2 separate regions of the Mus musculus genome follow, and region 1 is linked to region 2. A link is a contact called in ENCODE Hi-C or POLR2A ChIA-PET data. All regions are on one chromosome and are shown on one strand. Each heading gives the region's core, a stretch centred on a gene start or an enhancer-like site at or near the end of the contact. The rest is flanking DNA. Distances are from core to core; before and after follow the strand shown.

Evidence for each region. A loop is a pair of places that touch in the nucleus more often than their neighbours do. ChIA-PET counts read pairs that join two places held with the same protein, here RNA polymerase II (POLR2A).
Region 1: a map of gastrocnemius shows a loop between it and region 2 (2.6-fold over the local background). The contact joins the enhancer-like site here to the promoter of Txnrd1 in region 2. A Hi-C loop is called at or near these places in 8 of 37 maps with a recorded cell type or tissue (adrenal gland, gastrocnemius, heart and 2 more). POLR2A ChIA-PET finds 5 or more read pairs at or near these places in 4 of 5 experiments (Patski and embryonic stem cell).

What each region holds. Positions count from the first base shown.
Region 1 is chr10:82,894,534-82,897,613 of GRCm38, forward strand. It overlaps Txnrd1 (thioredoxin reductase 1), which reads left to right. Exons shown (of 15, transcript NM_001042513.1): 15 at 1,444-3,080. The coding sequence ends at 1,512. Among named protein-coding and RNA genes, the nearest start is that of Eid3, 29 kb to the left of the region's middle. Within about 2 kb of position 1,726, at least 1 of the 3 ENCODE cell types and tissues checked has a DNase peak (open chromatin) inside an H3K27ac peak, as active enhancers do; it is gastrocnemius, where a contact is called at or near this core.
Region 2 is chr10:82,857,719-82,861,036 of GRCm38, forward strand. Txnrd1 (thioredoxin reductase 1) reads left to right here and starts at 1,488. Exons shown (of 15, transcript NM_001042513.1): 1 at 1,488-1,582; 2 at 2,806-2,912. It overlaps Gm38560 (predicted gene, 38560), which reads right to left and starts at 1,290. Exons shown (of 4, transcript NR_156010.1): 1 at 1,239-1,290.

The DNA.
Region 1 (3,080 bases), core at 476-2,975, 37 kb after region 2:
AGAAGGGACGAGGACTTCAGGGGTTTTTACATCCTTACTGACAAAGATGAACTCCCTATTATATATAGTCCCTTGATTTTGAGTGTGAATTAGTCATATTTTAAGATTTGGCCCGTAAGTACTCAGGTCTGAATGTTTGCTGTGTTGTAGCCCGTGTCTACTCCAGGCTCAGCTAGAGCAAGGGCTTTTCTCAGGGTTAGAAATCCCCTTTCGGTCAAAGGATGCTTGCTGCATTCTGGTTGCTCTGGTCAGTGTACATCAAGAGGATTTCTTGCTCCTTTCTTCTTGTATTACATATTGGTGTTCCTCTGTGAACACTGGTACTTGGAAGGCTGAGACAGGAGAATTGCCCTGAGCTTAAAATCAGTCAAGGCTCCAGAGTCAGATCCTGTCTCAAGTAAACGGACAAATAAATAAGTTAGTGTTCTAAGAAACCAATATTTTTCTTTCTTTCCAAGAAACAATGAAAGTGTATTATTTGGCAAAAAAAAAAAAAAGCTTGTTTCCAAGTGTCAGCAAAGATGTGTGCAGTCTGCATCGGCTTCTTCTGGCACCTTCCACATACACTGTGGCCTCTGGCTAAGGAGACTTCTTGGCAGGGCAGGTGGAGCCTCTGGAAATGGTGTGAAGGTCCCTAGGCTCATGCTGATATTTGATCTACTTAGAGGATGGAAACAGTCCACTGTTGCTACATGTATAATCTTTGTAGTAAAGTCGTTAGGGAATGGCCTGGTGAGCTTTATACACACACACACACACACACACACACACACACACACACACACACAGGCCCAGGGCAGCTCAGCAGTCGCCATGCTCAGTTTGTAGTAAAGTGTCATTCGAGGAGGGAGGTGTGCTGGGTCGTCTGTGTGTGGCTCTGAGATTGCACACATCCTGTGTCCTCAAGGAGCCGCTGACAAGAGCAGCCCCGAGGACCCTTTCTGGCTATTGTCATGTTGTCTGTGTGTCAGGATGGGGCAGCCTGTAAGGTGACCATGGCCTGCAGGGTCTCACTGTATCTCAGCTATGACCAGATAGCTACAGAACAGACAGAGGCACGGGAGCCCTGTTGGAAACCGAGGGGAGAGGTTGTATGAGACCAACAGGAAATGGTACAGAATGAGGTAGTCAGTCTGCCCCCCAACTCCCCCGTAGTACAGATGGCATCCTTTCCGGGGGCTGCAGTCTGAGTGAGTGGGGTTAGCTTCCACTGTATAAGAATGAGGGTCGACAATGCCCTTAACCACCAAATATTCGCACATATAGGAAGCAGCTCATTTTAATGCATTCCTCCTTTTATCCTCTGGAGAACTAGAGGACTCTGGTGGAATACTTGAGTTCTGTTTATTTTACGTATCACCTAAGTCACTGTAATGTATGTGGCGCTGTCTGTGAACTTGTTTGCTCTGGAGTTTGAAATGCTCTCCTTCCTCTTTCCTGCAGATATTCACAACGTTGTCAGTGACGAAGCGCTCTGGGGGAGACATCCTCCAGTCTGGCTGCTGAGGTTAAGCCCCAGTGTGGATGCTGTTGCCAAGACTACAGACCATTGCCTTGCTTCCTTGCCCACGCCCAGGTGAAGTTCAGGAAGGCTCTTGGGTCCTAGGCGCCAATTCAAGGTGCTGTCCTAAGGCCACCGGGTCCCTGGGATCTTGTGGGTAGGAGGTGGCAGGTCGAAGGAGGCTGCAGCATCGCACTGGGGTCACCATGACAGACTCAGACTGACATCTGGCAGAGCATCACAGGCATGCGTCCATGAAGTCACTGGCCTCAAGCCCAAGTGGTGGGCAGTGACAGAAGAGCTGCCGGGTCTGTTGAGCTCAACCTTTTCCTGTAGATTGTCTTAGTCTCACTTTCAAGCTGTCTAATGTCAATTCTGTTTTTCTTTTTTCCTCCATGGGGTTAATGATACTAGAGATAGGGAATATTAGCAATCAGTTTTTGTCATGGCTGGTCCATCTGCAACAGTCTTTACTGTGTGGAAGTGGGTGAGATGGCTTATGAGAGCCAAACCAATTTATCCCCAGAAAGACGAATTACCCTGTGACTAAAATACACTGTCTGCTTTTACTAACTGGTGTAGCATTGTCTCCTTTAATAAGTCTTGTGTCCAAAACGAGAAAAACCATTGGCCACTTTTGCAAGTTTCCTGCAGTGTGCTTAGCAAGGGAGGTGGCGACTTGGCTAATCTACTTGAACTGCATCGCATGGCTCTTGGGTAGCTTAGAGCATCGCAGGGTAGAGGCAGACCAGCAGTGAGTGTCTCTCCTGGTACAATTATTGTCTGGTTCTCAGTGGAAAACGCTTAATTTGCTTTAAACTTGGTGTTTTTGTGAGGTGGATTTAGTCTTAAGCTGTGTCCCATAAGAACTACATTCACAGGCAAGTGGCTCTTCCTCCACACAGCCTATACATCTTCTGAGGTAATTACTTTCATAAGGAAGCTGTTCATAACGTAAGTTATTATTATTATTGAACACAGGTGGATGTGAAGGATTTTTCATTGAAAAACCAAATGGTTTTTCTTTTTTTCTGTTCAGTGAGCCCACAGGAACTCTGTCAGGACAGCCAGTACTCTGCCGGCATGGCTGCTGGGGCGTTTACGGTGTAGTTTAGCTCCTAGGTTACATGACCGTGAACATGCTGGCTGAGGACTACACAAACCAGGTTTCCCACCATACACGGCCTGGCCCTGCAGCTTCTTTTCTTGCCCTCCCCTTTGCCTGTCCCCACCTGCAGTACTGAGTGGCGTTTCACAGTACCCTTCTGGGCCACCTCAGGGAAGGGATTTGCCTGGTGTCCAGCCAGCAGCACCCACCCTGCCCCACGAGGCTCCCTCACACCTGCCCCCCCGTCCTTGTGTTGAAGACAGTGGGAAGAGGAGAAAGGACCAGGGAAACCAAGGGAGTTGACTGTTCAGTTTTATTTATTTATTTTTTAAGTTTTTTTTTCCTTTCAAGTCTGCCAGTCTCTGAGATCAGAACAACAGACAGTGTAGGGTAACTAATCATGTGATTCTCTTAGTGGAATGAAATGTTCTACCCCCACAAGAAGGAGTATACGTCATTGTTCATATTCTG
Region 2 (3,318 bases), core at 238-2,737:
GCTCAGTGGTTAAGAGCACTGACTGCTCTCCCAGAGGTCCTGAGTTCAATTCCCAGTAACCACATGTTGGCTCACAACCATCTGTAATGTCTGAAGACAGTGACAGTGTACTCAAATACATAAAATAAATAAATCTTTAAAAAAAGAAAAAGTAACATCTCAACTGTGATCCCTCTCTGACCAGTCCATGTAAGACACTTTCAGGGTCAAGCTATTAGAATCCTATAATCACAGCATTAGTACATTATTGTAACTTAGTGATAGAAGAGCCTCTCTCTACCCTGTCGTACTCTTGAAACAAGTTGCACTGTCTGTATTTTTAAGAAGGGGGTGTTCATGACCTTCCTTTACAGACTGTCCCAATGTGCAGTGCCTGAAATACGGCAAACAGAGCTTGGCTGGGGAGCCAGGGGTAATCAGATTTGCCATCCCTTGGTCCTTAACTACGTTTGCCCTGAACACTTTGGAGCTAGACACTTTGTAGCCAGTCCTGACACTTGCGTATCAGGGGCTGCTCCGGTTCAAGCACTGCTTGTACACACACAAGAAATGAGCAGCGGGCAGTGTGGGCTAAGTATCTGGTCAGCCTGGCAGCCTGTGTGTCCGTTTATGCAAGTTTCTTACTGTCACCTTGGAAGAGCCTAGAAGGAAAGTGGGGAGGCCAGTTCTCAGAAGGCGTGGCTTCAGGCTGGCAACCTTCTCACCTAGTTTTTTTTTTTTTTTTTTTTCCATAGTGGGTCAGACAATTCATTCATTCATTCACCAAGCATTCTTAGTAGCCTAGAGGCAGGAGGCATGAAAGGACAAGGCCTTCTTTGGTCGATGCTGGTGGTGGTGTGCCAAGTGTTTTCCTTAAGGTGAACCCCCAAGCCCGATTGGGACGAGGAGGAAGTATTGTAAGGGGAACTAGTCATTTCTTCTCAGGGTAACTCAGGATGAAGTAGGCATAGCTTTAAAAAACCAGGGAACTTCCTTAAGAGAATCACCAGACTTGACTAATCCATTACCTTAGGTCACTGCCGCCTTTGCAGTCAATTAGATTAACTTTTGGATTTTTTTTTTTTTTTTTTTTAAGAAAACAACTATTTGGCAGGGTCACAGCCAGTGCCAGGGGCATCAGATCGTCTGTATGGGTGCCGGGCGTCAATATTTTTAAAATTCCTCATGTGACTAACGCAAGCTTGTGTAGATAGCAGCGCCTTAGGGCTGAGCCCGGGTTACTCACTCCACACTCTTACTCGATTCTGGTTCCCAACATTCTTTGAATAGCAGCCGCGGCCTTTGGGTCGGGGGGCGGTTCCGAGCAGCGAGGATGTTGTACGGTCCAATTAGGAGCTCTCACTTTGCGGGGACAACCGGGACAGGTTGCCGGGGCTGCGCGGGGACTGGATTTTTGCTTTGTCATTCTGACACGGGCAGTTCGCCCGCCTACTAAGAGCAGGGCGTGGCTTCCCGGAGCCACTAGGAACCCGCAGCTCTTTATCCTCAGTTTGCTTCCGTCAGGCCTCGCGTCCACGCGGGAGGTGCGGGACGCCGACACCGCGGGGCGAGAAGAGCTGGTGGTTTCACCTTCCTTGTTCATGTAAGCTCTGTGTCAGCGTGGAGCTGACCGCTGGGGACCTGGGATGCCCGGGACGGTCGCTGGCGGGCCTGGGAGCATCGCTCCGGGGTGGTGCTTTGGAAATGTCCGGGAGGGGATCGTTTAATGTGCGACTGAGCAGGCTGGGAACAAGCTAGGGTAAGCAGAAGACAGCCCGGGTCACAAGCTTCAGGATATGAGGACTTGGGTCTGGCCCTTGTCTGCTGATGCCTGGCAACCAGAGAAAGTGGGTATTCTTTGTAGAGCAGTGATCTTGAGGTATATATAACACTGTGACGAGTAAGTATATAAATCCGTGATAACATTAAGGAGTTTCATGCCTTTACAAATGTTTCCACTTCCTAAGCCCCATGAAATTCCTTGGAATTGGCAATCGCATGTTTCCTAGTGGCTTGCCCTTCTTGACCCAGGCAGTTAAACAGGGCAGCTGGGACTACAGCACAGCCTTTCCCTAACTGAAGGAGGCGGTGCAGACTAGTACAGAGCAGAGACAATCCTGCCTGGATTGAGTCTCGCCTCCAATGTTGACCGGCAGCTCGAACTTGCCCAAGTTGGTTGACAATATGTAGCTCGGTTTCCTTTACCTATGAAATGGACATGGTAATTTGGTAATACATCTAAAAGTACATTGTGAAGACTAAATGTTTATATATATATAATGCTATAGCACTTTGTAAATATATCTCACTGTTGGTACTAGTACTGAATAACTATGCTTTTAAGTGCTGGTGTCAGTATATATGACATACTGACACTACACACACACACACACACACACACACACACACACACACACACATATTCATTCATTTAGCTGTGGGCTACATTTTCAATAGTTCCAGACTTTTCCGAGTTCATTACTTTGTGAAATAGGACCATCCTCCTCTGATGTCATCCAGAGCGGATGGATAGCGTCTTTGTGGACCTTCGTTTTGCCCGCGGTTTCAGATTCCAGGAAGCCCTGGGTGTTGCATTCACCCGGCGCAGCGATCAAAAACCAGACCACGCAGTGTTAATGTTAGGTGGCTACGAGGCTGGTGTTTTTAGCCGCCATGCAGAGCTTTTCTGAGTTCTGGGGGTCCTGGAGTCTTGCTGGCCCGGCTGCTTAAGGGTCGGAGTCCACTGGCGAGAGTGACCCAGGGCGCGTGGCGTCCCGGAAGCCCCGCCCGGAGGAAGGCTCACTGCCGCTCTGCTTTGTGCCACAGAGGGCGGCGGGGCCTTGCAGCGGCGCGGGCGAGCGGAAAGGCCGCGGGAGGCGGCGAGCCAGCGGAAGGTGCGACCGGCGGAGGGCGGCCATGGTCCAGCCCTGAAGGTAGGAGCTGCGCAGGTTCCCCGATCTCCGGCGCTGGGACACTGCAGGCTGGCGACCCACGTGCTCAGATCTCTGAACCGGGAGGAGCCAAGCCAAGCCATTTCTTCTTTTGTTCCCTTTGCTCGGGTTTTCCCTCTTACATTCTTTAGCGTCAGGGTGAATAGTATGGGGAAGTCTTGAGAAAAAAACGCGTCAGGAAATACTTACCCCTTCCTCATCAGGCCGCCCTATCACCTTCCTCTTAATTCTCAGAGGCATGGGGTACCAAGAAACACAGGCTCTGGGAAACAACCACGAGTCCCATGGGTTGAATTTGTTTCCCGTCAGGCATTTCTTTCTCTAGCTCAGAGTTGAGTGGATATAAAAGAACCTAGATCTACCCTTCTGTGGCAAGTATGCTGGTCAT